2 separate regions of the Homo sapiens genome follow, and region 2 is linked to region 1. Evidence: read pairs that join two places in POLR2A ChIA-PET (ENCODE). Cell type or tissue: K562. All regions are shown on one strand. Each heading gives the region's core, and the rest is flanking DNA. Links, peaks and the distances in the headings are about the cores only.

Evidence for each region. Peaks named below come from ENCODE experiments on the same cell type or tissue, not always from the same donor. Only the 100,000 strongest peaks of a DNase experiment are listed, where the experiment ranks them.
Region 2: POLR2A ChIA-PET joins it to region 1 with 5 read pairs; 4 of 35 experiments call an interaction of 5 or more read pairs at or near these places.

The regions. Positions count from the first base shown.
Region 1 is chr19:15,181,907-15,190,910 of GRCh38, reverse strand. It overlaps NOTCH3 (notch receptor 3), which reads left to right. Exons shown (of 33, transcript NM_000435.3): 7 at 1,483-1,638; 8 at 1,737-1,922; 9 at 2,563-2,676; 10 at 2,917-3,030; 11 at 3,573-3,806; 12 at 3,923-4,033; 13 at 5,232-5,424; 14 at 5,503-5,654; 15 at 5,892-6,005; 16 at 6,461-6,616. Among named protein-coding and RNA genes, the nearest start is that of MIR6795, 7.1 kb to the right of the region's middle. RefSeq lists enhancers at 4,939-5,439, 8,688-9,004. In K562, for the core only: no CTCF peak of the experiment used is centred there; DNase peaks (open chromatin) are centred at 3,120 and 3,490; H3K27me3 peaks cover 2,200 bases.
Region 2 is chr19:15,297,338-15,310,662 of GRCh38, reverse strand. All of the region lies in intron 1 of BRD4 (bromodomain containing 4), which reads left to right. Among named protein-coding and RNA genes, the nearest start is that of BRD4, 29 kb to the left of the region's middle. RefSeq lists enhancers at 10,018-10,725, 11,152-11,679. In K562, for the core only: no CTCF peak of the experiment used is centred there; no DNase peak of the experiment used is centred there.

The sequences.
Region 1 (9,004 bases), core at 380-5,379:
TGTCATCTCTACAAAAACTTGGTAGGCTGGGTGTGGTGGCTCACGCCTGTAACCCCAACACATTGGGAGGCCCAGGCGGGTAGATTGCTTGAGCTCAGCAGTTTGAGACCAGCCTGGGCAACATGGCAAAACCCTATCTCTACCAAAAATACAAAAAATTAGCTGGGCATGGTAGCGCATGCCTGTAGTCCCAGCTACTCTGGATGCTAAGGTTGAAGGATGGCTTGAGCCCAGAAGGTGGAGGTTGCAGTGAGCTGAGACTGAGCCACTGCGTTCCAGCCTGGGAGACAGTGTAAGACCGTGTATAACAAAAAAGAGAGAGAAAAAAAGATGATGCTGGAGGCAGCTTTAGTGGGGAAGTGTAAGCCTGGGAGAGGCTTGGGAGGAGGCTGACATTGCACTGATGCATGGCTCAGGGCAGAAGCCATTGGAATGGGGAACTCCTGGGAGTTACCTTTGGAAGTGGCAAAGATCAGAGAACATGTTTAGGAGGGGAACGTGGATATAGAAAGAGGGCATACATGGCAGAGGGTATTACAGAAGCAAAGGCTGGAGTGTAGGACCCTTTTGTAATCAGAAGAGTCAAAAGGTTTTAAAACAATATGTGGATGTTTGCAATTTATTTTATTTTATTTTTGAGACAGAGTCTCACTTTGTCACCCAGGCTGGAGTACAGTGGCATGATCTCAGCTCACTGCAGCCTCGACTTCCTGGGCTCAAGTGATCCTCCCACCTCAGTCCCCCAAGTAGCTGGGATTACAGGCGTGCGCCACCATGCCCGGCTAAGCTTTGTATTTTTTGTAGAGACGGGTCTCACTATATTGCCCAGGCTGGTCTTGAACTCTTGAACTCAAGCGATGCACTCACCTTGGCCTCCCAAAGTGCTAGGATTATAGACGTGAGCCACTGTGCCCGGTCTGCAATTTATTTTTAAATGGTTTAGAAAAGAAGATTGGTAGATTAAGCTAACAATAGTTGAATCTAGGTGGTGGGTATATGAATGGTCAACTTTTCTGTATGTTTGATAGTTCTCATAATAAATGGATTAAAAAAGCAGCTACTAAATACTGTTTAGGTTTAATAAAAACAACAGGCCGGGCGCGGTGGCTCACGCCTGTAATCCCAGCACTTTGGGAGGCTGAGGCAGGCAGATCACCTGAGGTCAGGAGTTTGAGACCAACCTGGCTAACTTGGTGAAACCCCGTTTCTACTAAAAATACAAAAAATTAGCCGGGCGTGGTGGCACATGCCTGTAATCCCAGCTACTCGGGAGGCTGAGCAGGAGAATCGCTTGAACCTGGGAGGTGGAGGTTACAGTGAGCCAAGATCGCGCTATTGTACTCCAGCTTGGGCAACAAGAGCGAAACTTCGTCTCAAAAAACAAAACAAAACAACAACAACGACAAAACAATACTCAAGGGGTGTGGGCCTTTTGGGCAGAGCAGGAAGATCTGCCTATGACTTCTGCTTACCACTTCCCAGGCCTCCTGTGTCACCTGGATGACGCCTGTGTCAGCAACCCCTGCCACGAGGATGCTATCTGTGACACAAATCCGGTGAACGGCCGGGCCATTTGCACCTGTCCTCCCGGCTTCACGGGTGGGGCATGTGACCAGGATGTGGACGAGTGCTCTATCGGTGAGGGGAGCTCCATCGTCTGTGAATGGGCTGGGAAAGAGGGGAGAGGAGGGGGTCCCGGCCAGCCACGCCCACACCGATCGCACTCCATCCGGCAGGCGCCAACCCCTGCGAGCACTTGGGCAGGTGCGTGAACACGCAGGGCTCCTTCCTGTGCCAGTGCGGTCGTGGCTACACTGGACCTCGCTGTGAGACCGATGTCAACGAGTGTCTGTCGGGGCCCTGCCGAAACCAGGCCACGTGCCTCGACCGCATAGGCCAGTTCACCTGTATCTGTATGGCAGGTGGGTGGTGGGCGTGGCCTGGGCGGGTCCTGAGGCAGGGGGCGGGGACAGAGAAGCCCGCGGATGGGGAGCTGAGCAGAATGGGGTGTAAGTGGGTTTGGAGTGGGACCCTTAGAGACTGAAGCCTGGAAGGAGGTGGGGTCAGGACCAGAAGGGAATACTGTGTGATTCTGGGGGCTTGGTCAAATGGAGTCAGTAGAACCTCAGGTGGGCTGGGAGTATTCTTGGCCTTAGGACCCACTCGGGAAGGGGTTGGGGATAGAGAGGCAGAGTCGGGGCTGCTGTGAGGTCAAGGTGAAGCCTGCAGACAAGCTTGCAGTAAGCCTGGGCAAAGGCTATGGGGGGCCCTGGGGCTGGGGGCTGGGGACTGGGGAAAGGGCTTAGTCTGAGGACTGGGGAGAGGAGGAGGGGTTTGAAGGCAAGGCCTCTGCGGACACCCATGAGCCTTGGGCCAGTTGGGACCACGGCTGGGTGACAGTCCAGCCTGTGGCTGAAAATTAAGGTTGGGCTGGGAGTGTAGAGGTGGGGACGAAGGCTCGGGGGATTTGTCGATGAGTAGGAAGGGAAGTACCTCCTTCCTTGCACCCCGTTCACACCATAGGGTAGCCCCCGCTTTCCTAAGCCCTATTCCCTGCCCCAGGCTTCACAGGAACCTATTGCGAGGTGGACATTGACGAGTGTCAGAGTAGCCCCTGTGTCAACGGTGGGGTCTGCAAGGACCGAGTCAATGGCTTCAGCTGCACCTGCCCCTCGGGTGAGGACCTCAGGAGAGGGAGCCCGAAAAGACATGTCTGGGAAGGGGCAAAAACTCCAGGGTGGGAACCTGTAAAACCACGTTAGCGGATAACTTACAATAGAAACCATATGTTATGAAACATTGAAGTTAATTTAAATCCAAGTAAATGGGTTTTTCCACCCAAACAAGGCGGGGCTGGAGAGGGGTGTACTGCTCTCACCCTTTCTGGGCCTCTGCTCATCCCACTCCCCACCCCAGGCTTCAGCGGCTCCACGTGTCAGCTGGACGTGGACGAATGCGCCAGCACGCCCTGCAGGAATGGCGCCAAATGCGTGGACCAGCCCGATGGCTACGAGTGCCGCTGTGCCGAGGGTGAGGCGGGCCAATGACAGTCCGACAAGAATCAGGAGGCGGGGCTTGTGGGCGACAGGGCCAATAACAGACTTGGGGAGAGCTTGGGGGCGGGGTTGTAGCAAGGCAGGACCCAGTGACAGAGTTGGGGGGTGGAGCCAATAATGCATATAGACTGACATAAGGCTACGTGTGGAGCCAAAGTGTTGGGCTGGGCACAGGGTGCCTGTAACTGAATGGGGAGGGCCCAATACCTTCCCCTGGCACCTGCCATGTGCTCCCATCTCCAGTGGAGGGTGGGGCAGAAACAGGGCTGGAGGTGGGGCCACAGCTGGGGGCGGGATTTAACTGTGGGAGAGTCTTGGCTAGGGACAAATTCTGGAGCTTGTAGTGGGGTGGAGTGGAAGTAAGTGGGGGGTGGGGGGTGGGGCCTGTATTGAGCTCGCCTCCTGACAGCTTGATGGGCAGGGCCTCAGATAGAGCTGAACCAGGATTGGTCCGAGGCCTCACTTGTGGGCAGGCCCCTGGCAAGTGGGCGGAGCCTGACCCTCTTGGCCCCACAGGCTTTGAGGGCACGCTGTGTGATCGCAACGTGGACGACTGCTCCCCTGACCCATGCCACCATGGTCGCTGCGTGGATGGCATCGCCAGCTTCTCATGTGCCTGTGCTCCTGGCTACACGGGCACACGCTGCGAGAGCCAGGTGGACGAATGCCGCAGCCAGCCCTGCCGCCATGGCGGCAAATGCCTAGACCTGGTGGACAAGTACCTCTGCCGCTGCCCTTCTGGGACCACAGGTGGGACCGGGGGCTGGGGCAGAAACAGCACACCTGGAGGGGCACAGAGGGTTTGGGAATGGTGCATCTAGTGGGGCACAGTGGTGGCCACTCCATGCCATGTTCCTGGCCCCTAGGTGTGAACTGCGAAGTGAACATTGACGACTGTGCCAGCAACCCCTGCACCTTTGGAGTCTGCCGTGATGGCATCAACCGCTACGACTGTGTCTGCCAACCTGGCTTCACAGGTGGGCAAGTGGCTGCCATGAGAGGGGGTCCTTAGATCGAGGGTGAAGTCACTCGTCTCTGTGGGCCTGTTTTGCCCGTATCTTTGCAGACTCTTGTCCAACGAGGTTGTCCGTGCTTTGCCCTGAGTCTGTGCTGTCTCATTGGCATAAGGTTGTTTCGAGATTATTCTGCAGGCTGGGCGCGGTGGCTCACGCCTGTAATCCCAGCGCTCTGGGAGGCCAAGGCAAGTGGATCACTTGAGGTCAGGAGTTCGAGACCAGCGTGGCCAACGTTGCGAAGCCCCATCTCTACTAAAAATACAAAAATTAGTCGGGTGTGGTGGTGGGCGCCTGTAGTCCTAGCTACTCGGGAGGCTGAGGCAGGAGAATTGCTTGACCTCAGGAGGCGGAGGCGGCAGTGAGCCAAGATTGTGCCACTGTACTCCAGTCTGGGCGACAGAGTGAGACTTCATTTCAAACACACACACACACACACACACACACACACACACACACACATACAAAAACAAACAAAAAGATTATTCTGGAACATAGATGAAAGTGTCCAAACTCAGTGACTAGGTTATTTCTGAATGGGTCTAAACTAATCCTTAGTGGAAATGAATGTGACTTTGCTAGGTGTGTTGGCTCATGTCTGTAATCCCCCAGCACTTTGGGAGGCTGAGACATGAGGATCACTTGAGCCCAGGAGTTCGAGACTAGCCTGGGCAACATAATGAAACCCTGTCTCTACAAAAAATAAACACACTCCCAAAGCCAGATTAGTCAATACGTAGATAAACACGCACACACATGCACACACAATTAGCCAGACGTGGTGGTGCGCAACTGTAGTCCCAGCCACTCGGGAGGCTGAGGTGGGAGAATCGCTTGAGCCCAGGAAGTGGAGGCTGTGGTGAGCTATGATCATGCCACTGCAGTCCAGCCCGGGCGACAGAGTGAGACCCCATCTCAAAAAATAAGAAGAAGAAGAAAAGAAAAAGAAAGGGACTTCATGGAAGTTTGGGGACCAGAATGATCTGGGGCAAGTCAGCTCTTGGTTGAGGAGGCGGGTGTCCTAATCTGCACAAGAGCTGATGCGTTATGAAAAAGAGGTCATTGCTCGGGGGTGTGGGTGTGCTAAGTGGGGTCACGTCGTCCCTCCCTGGTTGTCCCTGCTGACTTTGTTCTGAGATGAGATTGCTTGTGTACTCCCCAGGGCCCCTTTGTAACGTGGAGATCAATGAGTGTGCTTCCAGCCCATGCGGCGAGGGAGGTTCCTGTGTGGATGGGGAAAATGGCTTCCGCTGCCTCTGCCCGCCTGGCTCCTTGCCCCCACTCTGCCTCCCCCCGAGCCATCCCTGTGCCCATGAGCCCTGCAGTCACGGCATCTGCTATGATGCACCTGGCGGGTGAGGGCCCTTCTCAGCCTCAGACACTGCCCCCTCTCCCTGGCCCACCTCCCTGGCCTGACTACCTTCCCCTGCCAGGTTCCGCTGTGTGTGTGAGCCTGGCTGGAGTGGCCCCCGCTGCAGCCAGAGCCTGGCCCGAGACGCCTGTGAGTCCCAGCCGTGCAGGGCCGGTGGGACATGCAGCAGCGATGGAATGGGTTTCCACTGCACCTGCCCGCCTGGTGTCCAGGGTGTGTACCTCACCTTCCCTCTGCAGCCCCACCAACACCATGGGCCTTCTCATCTCTCTTCTCCTCTACTCTCTCCTCCCGCTATGTTAGCTTCTTTTTTGCTTTCAATCATTTCCCTCCAGGAGCTTGGGAGGTGGGTATCAAGGTGGGGACCCTGGGGTTGGGGGAGGTGGGGGGAGATGGGATCAGGGAGTCCCTCAAGGCTATCTCTGCTTCCCTCTCTTCCACCCCCAACAGGACGTCAGTGTGAACTCCTCTCCCCCTGCACCCCGAACCCCTGTGAGCATGGGGGCCGCTGCGAGTCTGCCCCTGGCCAGCTGCCTGTCTGCTCCTGCCCCCAGGGCTGGCAAGGTATGCCACCTGCTTCTCTTCCCTCCTCCTCTCCATCTCCTCTGCCCCCTACCCTATCAGGGATGATGCTGGGGATCCAGAGAGGGACCCATCCCCAGCCCTGCCTTTGAGAGGGGCTTCCTTCTTGGAAGGACAGAGCTGGACACTGATATGCAGCCTGTGTGGGTCAGCCCTTGGAAGAGGAAGAGTTATGGGGCTAGAGATGCTGGGACTTAGGGCGGGGTTTAGGGTACAGCTTCCTGGAGGAGCAGACCTCATAGTAGGTATTTGCCACCTACTGAGACAGGGAGACGGCCATTCTGAAACTGCATATGCAAAATGCCCAGACACGAATGACAGCACGGCTTATTTTGCCTTCACCCATCTCGGCCTGCAGGTTCTTCCTGAGCCCCAGGTCCCTGAGACCCTGCTCTGTACCCTGTAACCCTAGGTGTAACCTTGCTCCCTACCCCCAGGCCCACGATGCCAGCAGGATGTGGACGAGTGTGCTGGCCCCGCACCCTGTGGCCCTCATGGTATCTGCACCAACCTGGCAGGGAGTTTCAGCTGCACCTGCCATGGAGGGTACACTGGCCCTTCCTGCGATCAGGACATCAATGACTGTGACCCCAGTGAGTGCAGGGGAGCTCTTGGGGGTGCTGCTCTGGGGAACACAGTCATTAAGCTTGAACTGTGTGCCTGGCACTGTGCTGTCATTTCATCTTCACAGTTATCTTACTTTTCCCGTTTTATTTATATGGAAACTGAGGCCCGAGGAGGTTGAGTGACTTCTTGTGCAAGCCCATGGAACGAGTTAGGGAATGAGCTGGGCTTAGAACCTTGGAGTCTGTGTGCTGCCTCTTTTTTTTTTTTTTTTTTTTTTTTTTTTGAGACAGAGTCTTAGCTCTGTCGCTGGAGTGCAGTGTTGCAATCATCGCTCACTGCAACCTCTGCCTTCTGGGCTCAAGCACCTCAGCCTCCCCAGTGGCTGCGACTATAGGCGCACACCACAGCGCCCAGCTAATATTTTGTGTTTTTTGTAGAGACGGAGTTTCGCCATGTTGCCCACGGTGGTCTCCAATTCCTGGGCTCAAGCAATCTACCTGTCTCCACCTCCCAAAGTGCTGGGATTACAGGCGTGAGCAACCACACCCGACCTAAGTGCACTGTCTTTGAGAGCAATCGAGTTAATATCATGTGCAAAGTATGAGATAAAAGGCCCCCCAGAGGCCGGGCGAGGTGGCTCACACCTGTAATCTCAGCACTTTGGGAGGCCAAGGTGGGCGGATCACCTGAGGTCAGGAGTTTGAGACCAGCCTGGCCAACATGGAGAAACCCCATCTCTACTAAAAATACAAAATTAGCAGGGCATGGTGGCGCATGCCTGTAATCCCAGCTACTTGGGAGGCTGAGGCAGGAGAATCACTTGAACCTTGGAGGTGGAGATTACGGTGAGCTGAGATTGTGTCATTGTACTGCAGCCTGGGCAACAAGGCATAACTCCGTCTCAAAAACGAACAAACAAACAAACAAACAAACAAAAAGGGGTGCTGCCAAACAGATAAATAACACAAGCCACATATGCAATTTTAAATTTTCTAGTAGCCACATTAAAAAATAAACAGAAATGGGAGATATTAAATTTAATATTTTATATTTATTTATTTATTATGTATTCAGAGTGAGGCTCTGTCGCCCAGGCTGGAGTGCAGTGGTGCGATCTTGGCTCAGTGCAGTCTCGAACTCCTGGGCTGAGGCATTCCTCCTGTCTTAACCTCCTGAGTAGCTAGGATTACAGGCACTCACTACATGCCTAGCTAATATTTTTATTTTAATTCTGTAGAGATGGGGTCTCACTGCGTTGTCTAGGCTGGTCTCAAACTCCTGGCCTCAAGCCATCCTCCTGCCTTGGACTCTCAGACTGCTGCCACTGTGCCTGACCAAATTTAATATATTTAAATTTAATTTATTGAATGTATATAATCGGCTGGGCGCAGTGGCTCACACCGGTAATCCCAGCACTTTGGGAGGCTGAGGCAGGTGGATCACCTGAGGTCAGAAGTTTGAGACCAGCCTGACCAACATGGAGAAGCCCCGTCTCTACTAAAAACACAAAATTAGCTGGGCGTGGTGGCACATGCCTGTAATCTCAGCTACTCAGGAGGCTGAGGTAGGAGAATCACTTGAACCCGGGAGGCGGAGGTTGTGGTGAGCTGAGATCGTGCCATTGCACTCCAGCCTGGGCAACAAGAGCGAAACCCCATCTCAAAAAAAATAAAAATAAAAATAAAAGTAAATAAATAAATAAATAAATAAATGTATATAATCTATTTAACCCAATATATTAACATATCATTTCAACATGTAACCAGTATAAAATTGTTAATGAGATATTTTACATTGTTTCCTTTTTTTTTTTTGAGACAAGTTCTCACTCTGTCGCCCAGACTGGAGTGCAGTGGTGCGATCATGACTCACTGCAGCCTTGACCTCCCAGGCTCAAGTGATCCTCCCGTCTCAGCCTCCCCACTAGCTGGGACTACAGGTGTGCACCATCATGCCCAGCTAATTTTTGTATTTTTTATAGAAATGGGGTCTTGCCATGTTGCCCAGGTTGGTCTCGAACTCCTGAGCTCAAGTGATCTGCCCACCTCGGCCTCCCAAAGTGCTGGGATTACAAGTGTGTGCCACCACGCCCAGCCTATTTTTTTTTTCATACCAAGTCTTCAAAATCTGAAACCCAGTATGTATTTTACATTTATAGCACATCTCCATTTAGTCACAATTTCAAGGACTCAGTAGCCACATGTGGCTAATGGCCACTGTCCTTGTCCTGTTCCAAGCACAGGAATTAGATCAGGCACAATTAGCAGCGTTTGCTTGGCAGCTTAAAGGGACCTTTTGGTTTTCCCAACATCCTGCCCTTGCCACATAGGTGAGGTTTCCAGATAAAGGAGGGGACGAGGCCACAGAAGGGGATGGATTTAGATTCCTCTGACCAAATGCACCCCATCCCAGTT
Region 2 (13,325 bases), core at 3,722-8,721, 120 kb before region 1:
AATTGGCCAGGCGCGGTGGCTCACGCCTGTAATCCCAGTACTTTGGGAGGCCGAGGCGGGCGGATCACGAGGTCAGGAGATTGAGACCTCCTGGCTAACACGGTGAAGTCCTGTCTCGACTCAAAATAGAAGAAATTAGCCAGGCGTGGTGGTGGGCACCTGTAGTCCCAGCTACTGAGGAAGCTGAGGCAGGAGAATGGCGTGAACCCGGGAGGCGGAGCTTGCAGTGAGCCTAGATCGCGCCACTGCACTCCAGCCTGGGCCACAGAGTGAGACTCCTTCGGGGGGGGGGGGGGGGGGGGGGAATCCAAAAATCAGCCGGACATGGTGCCATGCTCCTATAGTTCCAGTCACCCAGGAGGCGGAGGTTGCAGTGAGCTGAGATCACGCCATTGCACTTCAGCTTGGTCAACAAAGTGAGACTCTCTTTCAAAAAAAAAAAAAAAAAAGGACTGTTTAAAAATGGATTGGATCTCACCCTTTCATCAGCTCCCAGGGGACTCATCCTATCAGTGGGCTTCTCACTCCTACCCACTTTGTACAATGATTTCCACAGCAAGTAGTTTCTGTCTTGATGTCACCTTGAAAAGGCTCACAGAATTAACATTTCTCTATGCATTGCCTCAGAATGTAACCACAAAAGCTTGGGTTTTGGAATGTTTTAAGTGCGAGGGTGCTTACCAACTCTTGAGCAGACAGAGAACAGGTGAGAGGAGCCCCCGGTGAAGCCAGATTGGCAAGCTCTGCCTCTCTCCGCACTCAGTGTTCTGTGACTTGTGCCTGGATGACTTGATTGCTTTGTCCTTCACTCCGGCACAGTGATTCTTGGGTACAGTACCTCAGTCCTTGGAAGGGCAGCATGGAGCCTCAGAATTGATTGCCACACTACCCGGTTTGCTCCTTGAGAAGGAAACATCTTTGATTCCCCTCCCCTACCCCCAATTTCAGAAAATCTGGTTGTATCCTTAGAAATGACACTATCCGTTCATCAGTTCATGGATATTTTGGTTTCTAGTTTTTGGCTCTTATGAATAATACCTCTGTGAGTGCCCACACACACTTTTTATGTAGAAATGTTTCCCTTTCTCTTGGCATATGCGTAGGGGAGGAATTTCTGGGACATTCATTATTTATGTTTTAACCTTTTGGAGGAACTGCCAGACTGTTTTACAGTGGCTGCCCCATTTTACATTGCTGGACATATGAGGGTTCCAGTTTCTCCACATCTTTGCCGACAATTGTTGTTTGTCTTTTAGATGATAGCAAAGATTCCTTTTAAACCTACCAGAGATTGACAGTTTGTTGGTTTTTTTTTTTTTTTTTTGGAGGTGGAGTCTTGCTCTGTCGCCCAGGCTGGAGTACAGTGGCACAATCTCTGCTCTGCTCACTGCAAGCTCCACCTCCTGGGTTCATGCCATTCTCCTGCCTCAGCCTCCCGAGTAGCTGGGATTACAGGCGCCCACCACCACGCCTGGCTAATTTTTTGTATTTTTAGTAGAGATGGGGTTTCGCCGTGTTAGCCAGGATGGTCTTGATCTGACCTTGTGATCTGCTCGCCTCAGCCTCCCAAAGTGCTGGGATTACAGGTGTGAGCCACCGCACCCGGCCCTAAAGTTTTTATTTTTGTTTGTTTGTTTGTTTGTTTGTTGAGATGGAGTCTTGCTCTGTCTCCCAGGCTGGAGTGCAGTGGTGCAATCTTGGCTCACTGCAACCTTCACCTGCTGGGTTGAAGCAATTCTCCTGCCTCAGGCTCCCAAGTAGCTGGGGCTACAGTCGTGTGCCACCATGCCCGGCTAATTTTTTGTATTTTTAGTAGAGACGGGGTTTCACCATGCTGGGCAGGCTGGTTTCAAACTCCTGACCTCGTGATCCTCCCGCCTCGGCCTCCCAAAGTGCTGGTATTACAAGTTTGAGCCACCGCGCCCAGCCCAGATGTTTAAAGTTTAAGGAGTTTCAGCTTATGTTTTTTGCCCCCTTTTTAAAAATTTATGTCCTCAATTTTTTTCTTACAAATTTTTATTTTTGCCACTTTCTTCATCCAGTGTCACAGCTTATACTATTACTTTTTTTTTTTTTTAGGTAGACTCTCGCTCTGTTGCCCAGGCGGGAGTGCAGTGGCGCAATCTTGGCTCACTGCAACGTCCGCTTCCTGGGTTCAAGCGATTGTTCTGCCTCAGCCTCCTGAGTAGCTGGGACTACAGGTGCACGCCACCACACCCAGCTAATTTTTGTATTTTTAGTAGAGACAGGGTTTCACCACATTGGCCAGTCTGCTCTCGAACTCCTGACATCGTAATTCACCCGCCTGGGCCTCCCAAAGTGCTGGGATTACAGGGGTGAGCCACCGCGCCCAGCCAACCTACCGTTTTAAGAGACGAGGTCTCCACTGTGTTGCCCAGGCTGGAGTACAGTGGTGAGTCACATGCATGACCCCACTGCTGATAGGTATGGGAGTTTTGACTTGCCCCCTTTCTTTTTTTTCTTCACTACGCGACCCACCCCCCCCCCCCCCCCCGGCCCCGCAACTTTTTTTTTTTTTTTTTTTTTGAGACGGAGTCTCACTCACTCTTTTGTGCAGGCTGGAGTGCAGTGGCACAGTCTTGGCTCACTGCAGCCTGTTTCCCGGGTTCAAGCAGTTCTTGTGCCACAGCCTCCTGAGTAGCTGAGATTACAGATGCCCGCCACCATGCCCAGTTAATGTTTGTATTTTAATATAGTTGGGGTTTTGCCTTGTTGGCCAGGCTGGTCTCGAACTCCCGGCCTCAAGCGATCCGCCCGCCAGGGCCTCCCAAAATGCTGGGATTACAAGTGTGAGCCACCACATCTGGCCGACCTGGGCTGGTTCACCCCTTCTTAGGCAATCTGGTAGTACCCACTCCTTGGAGGTCACCACACTGATGCCAAACGTAGTGCGGCCACCTGATTGGCACCATGCAATATAGCCCAGAACTCCTGGGCTCAGGACATCCTCTTCCCTCCTCAGCCTCTCAAGTAGTTGGGACTATAGGTGCTCACTTCCGCGCCCAGGCTTTTTTCCTTTTTGGCATTGTCTTGTCCTGGAAAGGGCATGAGATAGACTCAGTGTTGCATTTTGTGCTTAAAGATCTCTGTACCTCTGATGTGTTTTATATGGGCAATTAGAACTTGCTGAAAATGGAATATACTACCTAAGCAGGTGCACAGATGAGTACCACTGTGACTAGTGGTACTGAAGCTCAAAATGGACATTCACCCACTGGAATTTGGAGACATTGGCAGTGATCTGGAGCAGGTTGCTTAATCTTTGATCCTGTTTCCCTGTCAGTGAGATTGGGTAGCAGAAGCACTCCATCCACCTGTCAGAGTTAGCTCTGCTTGTTACTGATGAGGGTCAAGCACAGCAGAGGGAATTGCTCCTACCCACCCTGCAGCGCTCTTACTTCACTGAAGGTGCTGTAGGTGATTGACGGTGCAGTGTTTTGGTTAGCCTTTCAATTTTGAGTGATTCTGATTTGTGTCACTCAACTTGAGGAGACTTGGCCTGACCAGTTCAGTCACCTCTGCTTCCTGTGTGTGTTCCTTTCCCTACTTCATTTCCTTGCCCATCCTGAATTTTGAGTTTACCGGTTTTGTGTTTGTTGCATGTATAGGTATACCTCGTTTTATTGTGCTTTGCAGATAATTGCGGTTTTTTTATTTACAAATTGAGAATTTGTGGTGACCCTGCATTGAGCAAGTCTTTTATCAGTGCCATTTTTCCAACAGCGTGTGCTCACTTCATCTCTGTGTCACATTTTGGTAATGTGACCAACGTTTCAGACTATTATATCTGTTATGATTCGTGATCAGTGATTTTGGGTGTCATTATCATAGTTTTGGGGAACCACAAACCATGTCCATCTAAGAAGGTGAATTCAGTCTATAAATGTTTGTGTTCTGACTGCTCCAGCTACTGACTATTTCCCATCTCTTTTCCTCTCCTCAGACCTCTCTATTCCTTGAGACACAACTGTCTTAAAATTAGGCCGGTTAATAACCCTATAATAGCCTTTAAAGTGTTCAGATGAAAGGAAGGGTCTCGCGTCTCTCACACCAAGTCAGAAGCTAAAAATGGCCAGGCGTGGGGTTCATGCCTGTAATCCTAGCATTTTTTGGCAGGCGTAGGTGGGAGGATCGCTTGAGGACAAGAGTTTGAGACCAGCCTGGGCAACATAGTGAGGCCTCGTCTTCATAAAAAAAATGGAAAAAGTAGCCAGGCATGGTGGCACACGCCTGTGGTCCCAGCTACTTGGGAGGCTGAGATGGGAGGATTGCTTGAGCCTAGGAGGTTGAGGCTGCAGCGAGCTGTGATCATGCCACTGCACTCCAGCCTGGATGACAGAGCAATACCCTTTAACAACGCTAAAAGGCCAATAACATATTTTGAAAGCCAAAAGCTAGGCTGCTTAAGCCAGAGAGTTAGCCAGATTGTGAATGCAAAGGAGTTCTCGAAGGAAATTAAAAGTGTGACTCCAGTGAATGCCTGAGTGATAAGAAAGTGAAACAACCTTATTGCTGACATGGAGAAAGTTGTAGTGGTCTGGATAGATCAGGTCAGCTGCAATATTCCCTTAAGCCAAAGCCTAATCTAGCAAGGCCGTAGTAACTCTATTCAATTCTTTGGAGGCTGAAAGAGGTGAGAAAGCTGCAGAAGAAAAGTTTGAAGCCAGCAGAGGTTGGTTCATGAGGTTTAAGGAAAGAAGCCATCTCCAAAACATAAAAGTGCAAGGTGAAGCAGCAAGTGCTGATGGAAAAACTGTAGCAAGTTATCCAGATCTAGCTAAGATAATTGATAAAGGTGGCTACAGTAAACATTTTAGTGTAGACAAAATAGTTTATTGGAAGAAAATGCCATCTAGGCTTTTATAGCTGTAGAAAAATCAATACTTGGCTTCAAAGGACAGGCTGCCTCTCATTAGGGGCTACTGTAGCTGATGACTTTAAGTTGAAGCTACTGCTCATTAGCCATTCTGAATATCCAAGGACCTTAAGAATTATGGTAAATCTAAATTATGCTAAATCTACTCTGCCTGTGCTCTGTAAAGGGAAAAACAAAGTCTGGGTGACAGCACATCTGTTTACAGCATCATTTGCAGAATATTTTAAGCCCGCTGTTGAGACCTACTGCTTAGAAAAAATATTTTTCAAAATATTACAACTCATTGGTGATGCACCTTGTCACCCAAGACCTCTGATGGACATGCACAAGGAGGTGAATGTTTTCGTGCCTGCTAAAACATCCATACAGCAGCCCATGGATCAGTTTCACCTTTCAAGTCTTATTATTAAGAAATAACATTTCAGGCTGGGTGCTGTGGCTCATGCCTGTAATCCCAGCACTTGGGTAGCCAAGGCAGGTGGATCACCTGAGGTCAGGAGTTTGAGACCAGCCTGACTAACATGGAGAAACCCTGTCCCTACTAAAAATACAAAATTAGCCAGGCGTGGTGGCTCCTGCCTGGCTACTTGGGAGGCTGAGGTGGGAGAAATCCCAGCTACTCGGGAGGCTGAGGCGGGAGAATCGCTTGAACCCAGGAGGTGGAGGTTGTGGTGTGCTGAGATCGCGCCATTGCACTCCAGCCTGGGCAACAACTCCGTCTCAAAAAAAAAAAAAAAAAAAAGATGGTCTTAATTTTAATGTAGGTGAATTTATGAATCTTTGTTTTACGGTTGGTGGGAAGAACACTATCCTGAAGTGAAATATATTTTATATTTTCTTCTGGAAGTTGTAAGGTTTTGCCCTTCCAATTCATGCCCTTGATCCATCAGGAAATGATTTTTTGGGGGTATAAGGTGAGGAGTCAGGTGTGACCTTAGATGAATTACCGATTTCTTCTCGCATCAGCTTCCTTGGCTGCAAAACTGAGACCCTAATCCCTGCCCTGTGCGAGGTTCTTGTGAGGTCGGAATACAGCATACAGACACATTGAGCCCCATGTCTCAGTAAGCATTCAGTAATTGCTTGTTGGTTTAAGTCCAACCTTCTTCCCTAAGCATGTGGACACTCAGGGAAAGTTGGCGCTTAACTGGGAAAGTTGTTGCTCGTACATTGTCTGCCAGCTTACTACAAGCATCATGGCCAGGCTGGGTTTGGCTGCTCAGCACATCCCCTGGCAGGGCACTGGCGGCCTGGAAAATGTATAGCAGGCAGGTGCTCAGTCAGTCCTAGAGCTGATTTCATGTGATATCTGATGCATTTATTATAGAAATGAAAGCATAAAAATGTGTTTTAACTGTTTCCTACTCCCCCGGCACAGTGACAAGGCTGATTCCAGGCACAGCTTGGTTAGGCCAGCACTTGTAACTATGGTGGGGAGCCTCGAGGCACTGAGTGAGCTCAGCCTCCTTGGGCAGAAAAGCTTGTTTAGTTATTGCCAGCACACACTGTGTGTTCCTGTGGGCAAACAAACAGACGGCTGGAGATCCGGGGGACCTGGTAGTCGTCAGCATTTATGTCACCACCGTATGCCTTCTCTGAATGACTTGCGGAAGAATAGAGTGGGTTGGGATTATGTGGTAAGTGTAAAAAAGTTAGCGATCAGAGGGACTTTGGGTTTACCTCTGGAGAGGACATAATGAAGGTAATCCTTCACTGTGACGGATGAGTGGATATTTCTTTGTACCCTGAGCTCTTTCATCCTACCTTGGTGGTCAAATGTGAGAGCAAGTGCTTTGGGGCTCAGAGGGCATCACTCCAAGCATTCTGCATGGAGTCTGTTGTGGTGAATGTTCTTGCTGGCATCTTGATCAAGGACTTTGTCATCATTAGCCATCAAATGCTTGTTGGTCCTTCTCAACCCTGTAATGTTGATACTTAAAAAACTGGAAACATCCTGACAGAAACAGTCGAGAAGTGGTTGTGTGAGCTCTGGTTATCGCATTACAGTTAAAGTTGGCAGATAGGTTCTGTATTCAGTGCCCCATCAAAAACAGAACACAGACTATATAAGGGGAATATTGTTTGTAAGTAACTCTGTGGGCTAATTGTGCAAATAGGTGCTAGAATGCTGGGCAGCCTTTTTCCTTCTTCGTGGCTTTGTTGCATTTTATTGTATTGTTGTATTGCATTTTATTGTAATGACAGTTACTCCTTTTGATAAGATGATCTCAGTAGATAGGCTGAATTGTCCTGTTTAAGGCTACTTTTCTCCTCTGAATCTAAAGGTGTTCGCTGTCAGAGCTAGTACGGAGTTTTGAATTTGGCACTGTGTTGCCTAACCGTCTTCTCCCCCCGCCCCATCCCCGCATAGGCAAATAGTTTTACTAGTTTGACATTTAATCAAAATTTAAACATGGGGCCAAGGAAGGTCCTCCAGGAAGCATTAGTATGAAAAATATTGTAAACAGTAGCTTTGTTCTAGCCACACAATTTGGATTTCTCAAGATTAACTGTCTGTACATAAACACTCTTGAATAGCTATGTATTAACTTTCCCCTACTTTGAGCTGGAAATAGCTTCTCTTCTCCAGTTGATGTGAATGCAGGGGTAGTGTACCCTACATGGACTGTGTATTACTCCTTTAAGATTGTTGGTCTTGCTGCTTTGTTCTCTCAGTGTAAAGCACAAGTCACAGAACCATGGTTTACCTTAACTAGAGCCCTCCTTTCAGAAAAGCACTTTTTTTTTTTTTTTTTTTGCGACGGAGTCTCGCTCTGTGGCCCAGGCTGGAGTGCAGTGGCGCGATCTCGGCTCACTGCAAGCTCCGCCTCCCGGGTTCACGCCATTCTCCTGCCTCGGCCTCTCAAGTAGCTGGGACTACAGGTGACCGCCACCACGCCTGGCTAATTTTTTTTGTATTTTTTAGTAGAGACGGGGTTTCACTGTTTTAGCCAGGATGGTCTCGATCTCCTAACCTCGTGATGCGCCCGCCTCGGCCTCCCAAAGTGCTGAGATTACAGGCGTGAACCACTGCGCCCGGCCCAGAAAAGCACTTTTTAATTTTTTAATCCTTTTTTTTTTTTTTTTTTTTTTTTTTGAGTCGGAGTCTTGCTCAGTTGTCCAGGCTGGAGTGCAGTGGCACGATCTCAGCTCACTGCAACTTCCGCCTCCTGGGCTCAAGCAATTCTCCTGCCTCAGCCTCCTGAGTTGCTGGAATTACAGGCATGTGCCACGATGCCTGGCTAATTTTTGCATTTTTAGTAGAGACAGGGTTTTGCCATGTTGGCCAGGCTGGCCTTGATCTGTTGACCTCGTGAGCCACCGTGCGTGGCCGAACTGCTCTGTTTTACAGACAGGAAACACAAGGCTGAGAACATCTGTTACTCAGAGTCCCCCAGGTTAGCATGGAAGCTCGTGGTTCAGACCAGGCTGTCCTTGCCTGCTGCACTTGCAGGTCTGTCTGCCTTCCCTGCAAAGCAGCATCTCCCAGTCCTGGGGGGTCTCTGTACCAGGTCTAAAGGGGGTCAGGGTGGTGTACTGCATGTGGTTTGTTTATTCTCTTAAGTTTATATGCAATAAAATTCCCCTTTTTTTTTTTTGAGATGAAGTCCCACTCTGTCTCCCAGACTGGAGGGCAGTGGCGTAATCTTGGCTCACTGCAACCTCTGCCTGCTGGGTTCAAGCAATTCTGGAGTCTCAACCTCTCAAGTAGCTGGAATTACAGGCCTGCGCCACCATGTCCAGCTGATTTTTGTATTTTTAGTGCAGATGGAGTTTTACCATGTTGGCCAGGCTGGTCTCAAACTCCTGACCTCAAATGATACTCCTGCCTCATCCTCCTAATGTGCTGGGACCATAGGCGTGAGACTCAGCAACTTTTTTTTTTTTTTTTTTTTTTTTCTTTGAGACGGAGTCTCGCTCTGTCGCCCAGGCTGGAGTGCAGTGGCACAGTCTTCGGCTTACTGCAACCTCTGCCTCCCAGGTTCACACCATTCTCCTGCCTCAGCCTCCTGAGTAGCTGGGACTACAGGCGCCCACCACCATGCCTGGCCAATTTTTTGTATTTTTAGTAGAGATGAGGTTTCACTGTGTTAGCCAGGATGGTCTCGATCTCCTGACCTCGTGATCTGTCCACCTCGGCTTCCCAAAGTGCTGGGATTACAGGCGTGAGTCACTGCACCCAGCCTTTTTTTTTTTTGTTTTGAGACGTAGTCTTGCTCTGTCGCCCAGGCTGGAGTGCAGTGTGGTGCGATCTCGGCTCACTGCAACCTCTGCCTCTCGGGTTCAAGTGATTCTCCTGCTTCAGCCTCCTGAGTACCTGGGATTACAGGTGCGCACCACCATGCCCGACTAATTTTTGTATTTTTAGTAGAGGCGGGGTTTCACCATGTTGGTCAGGCTGGTCTTGAACTCCTGACGTCGTGATTTGCCCGCCTTGGCCTCCCAAAGTGCTGGGATTACAGGCGTGAGCCACCGTGTCCGGCTCCTCAGCAACGATTGATCTGTTTTCTGTGTCTATGATTTTGCTTTTTCTAGAATGTCATATTAAATGGAAAATGGCATCATACAATGCAGGGGAGGTAGAGGTTGAGTCAGGCTTCTTTTCGTTAACATAGTTTATTAGAGTCATCTGACTACTTAGTGGGAGTGTTTCAGTTGTTTCTTTTCATTGCTGAGTAGTGTTTCATCATATGGATAGACCCCAGCTTTTTCTGCATTTCTCAGTTGAAGGACACGTGGATGGTTTCTAGTTTTTGGTGATTCTTAATGAAGCTGCTAAAGCTATTCACATGCAGTTCTTTGTGTGAACATGTTTTTCTTTCTTTTGGTTAAAGACCTGCAAGTGAGATGGCTGGGTCATTGGAATAAATACATGTTTAGCTTTACAGGAAACTCTCAGATGTTTCTGGAGGGTTGCATCATTTTTCGCCCTCATCAGCAGTGGATGAGAGTTTTAGTCGTTGCTCATCTTCACTAGCACTTGGTATTGTCAGGGTTTTAGGGGTGGGAAGCAGTGGATTCACATAGTCTTGCAGTGGTATCAGTGTGGCTGTGATTTGTATTTCTTCATGACTAGTGACGGGGAGCATCTTCCCAGGTGCATTTTCTTTCTTTTTTTTTTTGGTATATATTTATCTTTTTATTTTGTCTTACGGGTGATTGCCCTACCCCACACATGGTTTTGTTTGATTTTTTGTTTTTGTTTTTGTTAAGATGGAGTCTCCCACTATCACCCAGGCTGGAGTGCAGTGGCACGATCTCTGCTCACTGCAACCTCTGCTTCCCAGATTAAAGTGATTCTTCCACCTCAGCCTCCCAAGTAGCTGGGATTACAGGCACCCACCGCCACACCTGGCTTTTTGTATTTTTTTTTTTAGTGGAGACAGGGTTTCACCATGTTGGCCAGGCTGGTCTTGAACTCCTGACCTCAAGTGATTGGCCTGCTAAAGTGCTGGGATTACAGGGGTGAGCCACCACACCCAGCCGACACATAGGTTTTTATTTGTTTTTATTTATTTATCGGATCAGGGTCTTGCTCTGTCGCCCAGGCAGCAGTTGCAGTGGCTGTGACGTCTCACTGCAGCCTCTGCCTCCCGGGTTCAAGCGGTCCTCCCTCCTCAGCCACCAGAGTAGCTGGAACTACAGGCACACACCACCACACTCAGCTAATTTTAAAATTTTTTAGTAGAGGTGGAGTTTCACTATGTTGTCCAGTTGGTCTCCAGCTCCTGGGCTCAAGTGATCCTCTCACCTCAGCCTCCCAAAGTGCTGGGATTGCAGGCATGAATCACTGTGCCTGGCCAGGTGCAAACTCCAAGGGATTCTCTTTGTAGATGGAGAGGCAGCTCTTCATACGCTCTCTGTAGAACAGCAGTTCTGTGGAGCAGCAATTAAGTCGTGTTTTCCTCGTGAACCTTAACAGGCCTGGGTGGGTGAAGTGCAGAAGTGGGTGGCCACTTGCCGTAAGGACACATAGCACTGGAATGTTGAGCCCCACTCTCCTGAGTGAAGCCAGCTGGTTAATGCAGACTTGCCTTAGGGAAAAGGAAACAGAACGTCATACCAAGGAATCCACTCATGCTGGGCCACTGAAGGAACCATGGAAACATGTCCCTGTAAATGTGTCCCTGTTCTGTGTGTGTCTCTACATGTGTCCATATTGAGAGTTATGCTTGAAGCTGGGGATCACAAAATCGAAAATTGTGTCGACCAGCTTCTTAGCTGGGCTTGGCCATGGCGGGGATGTCCCAGGCCTTACCTGTCTTCTTCATTCACCCCCTACCCACCACCACCACCAAGGGACTCTTGAGTTGATTACTTTGCTGTGGGCATAGCATAGCAATCTGTGTGCGGAATGTGTGGAAGTGTGTCAGGCTTTGATGGGTAAAAGACTTTGATGGGTATATGAGCACATATATCATGAGAAAGGAATTGTGTGAGTTTCTGTGAAAGTTACAGAACTCTCCAGCAACCATTAGTCTTGGGGAATTCTTTTTAAAATGGCAGGGGTCATTCTGTTCATTCTCTATGTGATGGTCACTTCTCATAGAGTGATGGGGCCTTCTCCCTTAAGACAGACACGTGGATCAGGAATAGACAGGACTGACAAGAGCCCCTCTTCTTTCCCAGATGGAAGACACTGCCTATTTCTACAAAATGGGGGATACCTAGCCACCCCGGTGGGCAGCCATGATAGCTGAGCATGTTTGCTCCCCATGTGCCCACTTACTGCAAGTGTTTGTGGTGCCACCATGACTGGGGAAGGGCTCTGTGCCGGCAGAAGAGGGTTGTTGCTACACCTGGGGTGTGACCTGTAAAGGTGACACGATGTGCCAGCAGTTACCCAAATGCCAGAATCCTAGGAAATTATCCTGGGCTGCTTGGGGATGTCTTAGTGTGAGACCTGTTTTCTTTCTTTGGGTCTTAGGCGGAGTCGGATTGATATTTGAATGATTGGGCATTCTTTCTGTTAAGCTGATTTTCTGGTTGTGGGAAGTAGATTGTTATAATTTTGGCTTAGTTCAAAGTGTTAGGGAAGCTGTATAGAATTTCTTTCATCTCTTTTTCAGGGTGGGGTGAGGAGAGAAGGGATGTGACCACAAGCTTTTTTTTTTTTTTTTTTTTTTTTTTTTTTTTTTTTTTTTGAGTTGGAGTCTCGCCCTGTTGCCCAGGCTGGAGTGCAGTGATGCAATCTCTGCTCACTGCAACCGCTGCCCCCCGGGTTCAAGTGATTCTTCTGCTTCAGCCTCCTGAATAGCTGGGACTACAGGCGCCTGCCACCGTGCCGGGCTAATTTTTGTATTTTTAATAGATACTGGGCAGGCTGGTCTTGATCTCCTGAGCTCGTGATCTGCCCGCCTCAGCCTCCCAAAGTGCTGGGATTACAGGCGTGAGCCACCGTGCCCGGCCAACCACAAGCTTTTATATTAAGAATGCAAAGAAAGCATTTTGCATTTTTCTTGAAAGCCGTTGAGTTAACTACAGTCCTGTACATACTTAGCTAAGATTCAAGGCAAAAACAGGCCAAATATTCCATCAGTGCTTACGCTAAGTGTTTTTGTTTGTGGACCTCCACCCGTGTTTGTGCCTTTTGCAGAGCCCACCTTAATAAACTGTTGCTTATAATAAAGTCCAAATTTGGCTATGAGTCATTGGGCCTGCAGAGGCAGGCACAGAGGGATCTTTTCTCAGGATTGTTGGGTGCTGCTGTAACCCTTGTGAGGCAGGCCATCATCTTGTGCCTCATAGTGGCTCTCCCAACTGCAGATTCCACTGGTTGTAATAGAATCTCCTGTAATGCTTCCTTTTCTTTCATCTTGCAGGCAGGATTGCAGAAATGCTTGAGGTTGTGGATGGGCACACATGTAGGCAGCACTCTTTCACCGTGCTGCACCTGGTCCCTTGGGTTTCCTGGGCATGGTCCTTATATGCTGCCATTACCATTTCACCTGCAATTTTCCAGCTGGTTTCTGCCTCTTACATCATCTGCTGTGACGAAGGCTGGCTTCATACAGAGGAAGTGAGGACGCCTGGTTAGAGTCCACAGCTGTATTCCATTTGCCAGCAGGTGGGGCATCTCCCACTAAACCTGATCCCTGAGCAAAGGCATGTCCAAAAGCAGATGAGATGTCAACTTGCTGTGAAAGAGGCCCATTAGCTCTGTAAATACAGAGCGTATCTTAGTTCTTTGCACTTGTCCAGTAAACACTACAAAGGAATGTGTGGAAGTGCGTCAGGCTTTGATGGGTAAAAGACTTGAAAAGCAACCGCAGTACCCCAAGGCGATTTTAAAACTCTGTGAAGCCAGGGTTTGGGGGGGTTCGGTGGCAGTGGCTCAGTGCTTCTCTGTATCGTGTGTACGTTGTTTATTCAGGAAGGTAGGGAGCAGCAGTATAGTCCATCTGATGTTTTCTTAGCAGCGGCTCTC